2 separate regions of the Homo sapiens genome follow, and region 2 is linked to region 1. Evidence: chromatin loops called from intact Hi-C (ENCODE). Cell type or tissue: heart left ventricle. All regions are shown on one strand. Links, peaks and the distances in the headings refer to the core of each region. The heading gives the core; the rest is flanking DNA.

Region 1 (2,810 bases), core at 43-2,542:
GCACCTCTCACTTGACTCACTATGGTAGCTTTCTAAAGGTTCTTTCCAACATTTCCCTCTTCTTCACTCAATTCTTCCTCTAAAGCAATGCCAGAGAGATCTTACAAAGGCCACATCTGATTATGCCACTTCCCTTCTTTGATGGCTTTCCTTTGACCAAAAGGCAAGTTTAAGCTCCTTAGGGTAGCTGGTAGACTTTTTTAGCTTACCAGTCTTTCATAATGGAATTTTAGGCTGACTCCCAGCCCACCCCTCTCCATTCCCTAGGAATCACCAGGACTGCAGTCATGTATCTTCCCATGGGTCCCTCTGCCTGAAATGCTGTCCCCTGCCTTCTTCTATGACCATTAGTCATTCTTCAGGGTCAAGCTCAAAGGTCCCCATCTGATAACACACGTCCCTTGCTCTGTTGGCACAGTCACAGAATTAAGGCTAGGAAATACAATGCCTACATCAGAGATAATTTCTTTAAAGAACCAACAACTCAATGTTAACTCTACTATCATAATGTTTAGAAGACACAGCCCATTTCTTTCCCCTTCTGAAAGTCCTCCCATAATAATTTTCAACACATAGGAATGAGTGCTTGCTCATTGTGCCTACAGCTAGTTAATAGAAAATAGAAAAATGGAGTGCTTCCTGAGAAGCTTGCGATAATTATACATTTAACTTCTTAAATTTCAGAAACACCTTGGCAAAAGCATAGAGTGAAGCATTTCTCTAATGGCATGCATTTATAATCACAGCATTTAGCAGTTAAGAAAATATTAGAAATGCCTACTGAGAAAGCTGTAATCCCCTTCAATTTGTAACAAGATGTACCAGCAACAAAGGCTTTATTCTATCAAATTTATGTCTTTGCCTGTGCAGTAGTGCTACAAATTAGCTCTCTCTTTGGCATCTATGTGGCATTCTAGAACTGGAAAGTAATGAAGGTTAGTCAAAAGAATGACTCAATAGGCAACTTGGATTCTAACTCAAATTTTATCACTGTCGACTTAACTAGCTTTGGCCCAGGAATGGTGGATGAAGTCGATGAAGCATTTTAAAATCATAAAAGAAAGGAAATCTGTATGTAACTTCAGGGTTTGGTCATTATTGTTATAACAAGAAGAGGAAACTGCAGACCTAGGTTTACGTTAAGTAAACTGCAGTTTCCTCTGTCCATGCTGTGTGTCAGAACTGAGTTTCTATGAAGAGCAGATGACTGCTACTGTAAAGAAAGTGAGGACAGGAAAAACGAAAACACTGCACCACCTTCATGAACACTGTGAACTTAAGGGGTAAGCAAAGGTATAGGCACATCAAATGCCCAAGACATAAAAGATTGAAGTGAATTAGCAGGTGGTTTTTATTCCTAATAAATTACTGCAAAAACTGTAACCATCTAGTACCAAATAATTCATTTAGTGGAGGACTACATCAATATCAGCCTTGAGAGTTGAAAGATTCCACTGGTGTCATCCTGCAGAAGGGAGATGACAGAATGGCTTTGTTTATATTTATCACTAGAAAGAAAGATCCCTAATATTCCTTTCCTTATTTTAAGCTTCACAGGAAAGTCTACATAGAAAAAGTCATAATTCCAATGTTTATTTACACACCATCTTTCCTCTCAGAAACAAAAACGTTTCAGAGCTGTTAATGCACCCATGATATGACAGTCACGCAAGAAGTAAAAAATGTTAGTGTTCTGTTTTACAAGTGAAATGAAGGTTTAAAGGTGACAGAGCAGATAACCAGAGCAAAGCTGCAAATCTTCAATCACTAAATTTCTGCCTCATGTTAAAAGCCTTTACAATTATCAGCCCCAATGTAGATTTCTTTTTTTTTTAATTATACTTTAAGTTTTAGGGTACATGTGCACAATGTGCAGGTTTGTTACATATATATACATGTGCCATGTTGGTGTGCTGCACCCATTAACTCGTCATTTAACATTAGGTATATCTCCTAATGCTATCCCTACCCCCTCCTCTCACCCAGTGAGAACACAAGGACACAGGAAGTGTAGATTTCTATAGTTACAGATTTGAAGAGTATTATAATCTCATTGGCCGTGACTACTTATAATATTCTGGACTGAACTAAATATACAACAAAGACAACACAGAGGTATCTTTTTAATAAGTGCAAAGTTGTTTTGTCATAAGCCTTAATCATAAGCCTAAAGCTTATGATCTCTAACTTTGGTGAAGTGGTACCCTACTGTTCTACTGTTTGATTTTTGAAAGATCTTACCATACCTGAAGTTGTTACTGGTTTACTGGACCTAACTTGCAATCAGTTGTAAGATACAGCATTCATTTTAAGAACCATAAGGAAAGAAAAATGCTCACAATTAAACTATGACATGTTTTCATATCATCAATTGTTAAGACTATTGTGGGGGAAATGTGCATCTTGAAATCAATAAAATATGGCATATGAAAACTGTTGCTCATCTAATTAAAATGAATCAAAAGGAAAATTTTTGAAAAATTTAAGCTGCACACTAGGATACTCAAATATCCTAAGGACACAGCAGAGGTTAGGCGTCAGTCTATGATATAGTCAAACTTCAGGGTGCTTTTAACAACTTGAACAAGGTGCTAAAGTTTTCAATAGTTCCAAGCAAAGTGAAGGTTGCCTGAGACCTACATCCACACTTAAAGTCAATAGTCGCCTCTGAAATAGTTCAATCACAACGCTTTGAAACTGCCTAATTATTCTCTTTCTTGAGACACCAACTGTTACAATTCGATGTCTCACTGTTAGAGAAGTGCTATGTTATTAAACTAAGCAGCCAGCCAGACTTGAGCATCTTACCT
Region 2 (2,810 bases), core at 181-2,680, 90 kb before region 1:
CCCAGCCCCAGTCATCCTGTTCACATTTGCACATGTGTTTCACTTCAGGGTATGTGTCACCTCCTCTCCATGAAGCCTTTCTGAGATGTCCCTCCTGGACTCAGAGGCTCCAATCTCAACATCCCCACTGCTCTTCGTACAGCACCTATTGGCTTTGTGTCACTGTCATTGCTGTTGAACTTTTCTCCTTCTTTAGACCAAGTACCACCAGAGGGCTTTGGATGTGCAGAGCCTACTATGTCAGACACATTGACTTACACATATGTGCTGAATGGAGGTAGGAATTCTTGTAGATTCAAAGGTTCAAGTATCTTAAATTGTAACTGGAAATGAGATACTGACAAAAGATGAACATTTTCTAAAACATTAACATCATTTTTTTTGTTTTTTGAGACGGAGTCTTGCTCTGTCACCCAGGCTGGAGTGCAGTGGTGTGATCTTGGCTCACTGCAACCTCTGCCTCACCAGTTCAAGCAATTCTCCTGCCTCAGCCTCCTGAGTAGCTGGGATTACTGGCATATGCATCATACCTGGCTAATTTTGGCTAATTTTTGTATTTTTAGTAGAGATGGGGTTTCACCATGTTGGCTAGGCTGGTCTCGAACTCCTGACCTCAGATAATCCAACCAAATTGGCCTCCCAGAATGCTGAGATTATAGGTGTGAGCCACTGTGGCCGGCCAACATCAACATCTTTAGAGACCATTTTCTGTTCATAGTTTATATTCACGTACAGTCTTCAATATTCTAATTTAATTTCTTTCCTTGAAGTCCTCACTGATTCCCAGGCAAAAGTCTTCTTTTTTTTTTTTTTTTGAGATGGAGTCTTACTCTGTCACCCAGGCTGAAGTGCAATGGCGTGATCTCGGCTCACTGCACCCTCTACTCCCCAGGTTCAAGTGATTCTCCTGCCTCAGCCTCCTGAGTAGCTGGGATTACAGAGGCATGCCACCACACCCAGCTAATTTTTATATTTTTAGTAAAGACAGGGTTTCACCATGTTCAAGTCAGGCTGGTCTTGAACTCCTGACCTCAGGATCCACCCACCTTGGCCTCCCAAAGGGCTGGGATTACAGGCATCAGCCACCCCACCTGGCCGGCAAAAGTCTTCTTAAATGTACAGCTGCTTTGGACAAGATCCCATCATCTTATACTTTTGTACTTGCAAGAGTGAGCTGTCTCTACCACTTTTAGTTTTTCATGTTGAAGGAAGTAGCATTTTGGAAGCATATACGTATATGCCATAAGAGGAACTAGAGTGCAGTATGTTCTCTTCCAAAATGCTATGCTAGCTGGCTTAATTGCCAGAATAATCTCTAAATACTATTGTCTTCATGTTCTAGTTCTCTTGAGAATCAACAGTAGCTCTCTACTTTGTTTCATATCACAATACAAACATCATCCTATTATTCAAGAATTAATATCATTCATATCTGGGCCTCCAATTTGGGTCAACATCTTTCATGTCCCAACTATACACACTGAGCATAGGATCACCATATACAGCAAACCCTCAATGAATTATTGCTGAAAGAATATTAAACACTAAAATATGTTCTTACTTAAAATTCAGAAGAAATACAGAAATATTATTGGAATATGACCTACTGATTGAATTGTTGTCATAACCGTATTTCTAATGCACTTCTATTCGATAGTGGAAAATTGAATAGGACAGTGATTATTGCAGTAGCTCAAGCTGCATTTGTAAAGGAAATGAGACCTGACTCATGTCTGTGCATGTATTGTTCAGTTTCCTTCCCCAGATTTTACCACTTTTCCCAGGTCAGTTTTCTCATTTTAAGCTCTGGCGTCACATTGATTTCTATCATATGCCATTTGCGTAGCTTGTGCAAGGCTCAAACTGATGTAAGGCTGGGTAGTGGGTGTGGCATTGAAACCTGAGTTCTGGTCTTCATCTTTAGGCTTTCTAAAGGGGGAGGGGGTAGACAGGGTAAAAGATGATGCTCTTAACATCGAGGGATAAAGAGAAGAAAAGAAACCATTTGTTTCTTTTTATGAAACAGTTTGAGATGAAAACATTTCCAGTAGCTGAGGCAGCAAGGAATGTAGCATAAAGAACAGAAATCTCATTAGACCTGATGAGGGCTTCTGGATTTTCATGGGGTCTGACTCAGTGTACTGGCCTGCATCAGTCAGATAAAGATAATACACTGAATTATCTGTTAGCTGGCTTAAGTTAATATCCATCATGAGGAATTGACTTTTCACAAGTTAATTCACTTAGGTTCTATTGGTTCATTATCGTGAAAGATGATCCTGTTTTACCTTTAGAGAAACCCAGTCCTTTACTAAGAAATATTCCTTGAAAATAGTGTTTCTCCTAGAAAGGTCAGTCTCATTCTCCAGCATCCAAGTGTAACACAATGCTATATATGACATAAAACTGCTTTTTGTCCTGGACACAGTTTTATCCTGTCTACTCTGTGTAAGGAGGGGTCAGCATGAGGCATGCTGTGGACCAGGAGCTCACTAGTCCCAGGTGTGGAGCCTGCCCTCTGAGGAAATGAAGAGCCCGTGCCTGCCTGACGGGCTTGCGTGTGCGCTATGTGAGTGCTGTGTGCATGCTGAACTGCACCCATTTCTTCATTCTTTTATAAAATATAATTTCTCTTTAGGAATTTAAAATATTATTTATGCCATGCTATTCCCTTAAACTTTCTCAAAGAATTAAGGGTATGATGATTGACCCTAATAGAAGTCATATCATTTAGACCTCCTTCATTTCCAGCCCTATGGTTAGTTGGCAGTCTTGGCATATTTGAGAGCTGGCGTTAAGAGGCTTCTGCT

The links. Hi-C counts contacts between places; a loop is a spot of excess contacts. Peaks named below come from ENCODE experiments on the same cell type or tissue, not always from the same donor. Only the 100,000 strongest peaks of a DNase experiment are listed, where the experiment ranks them.
Region 2: it touches region 1 in a loop (2.9-fold over the local background); 7 of 110 quality-filtered maps call a loop at or near these places.

What each region holds. Positions count from the first base shown.
Region 1 is chr7:22,216,144-22,218,953 of GRCh38, forward strand. The region is part of intron 9 of RAPGEF5 (Rap guanine nucleotide exchange factor 5); the gene reads right to left. Among named protein-coding and RNA genes, the nearest start is that of RAPGEF5, 140 kb to the right of the region's middle. In heart left ventricle, for the core only: no CTCF peak of the experiment used is centred there; no DNase peak of the experiment used is centred there; H3K4me3 peaks cover 2,500 bases; H3K27ac peaks cover 2,500 bases.
Region 2 is chr7:22,126,242-22,129,051 of GRCh38, forward strand. All of the region lies in intron 24 of RAPGEF5 (Rap guanine nucleotide exchange factor 5), which reads right to left. Among named protein-coding and RNA genes, the nearest start is that of CDCA7L, 180 kb to the left of the region's middle. In heart left ventricle, for the core only: no CTCF peak of the experiment used is centred there; no DNase peak of the experiment used is centred there; H3K27ac peaks cover 1,996 bases.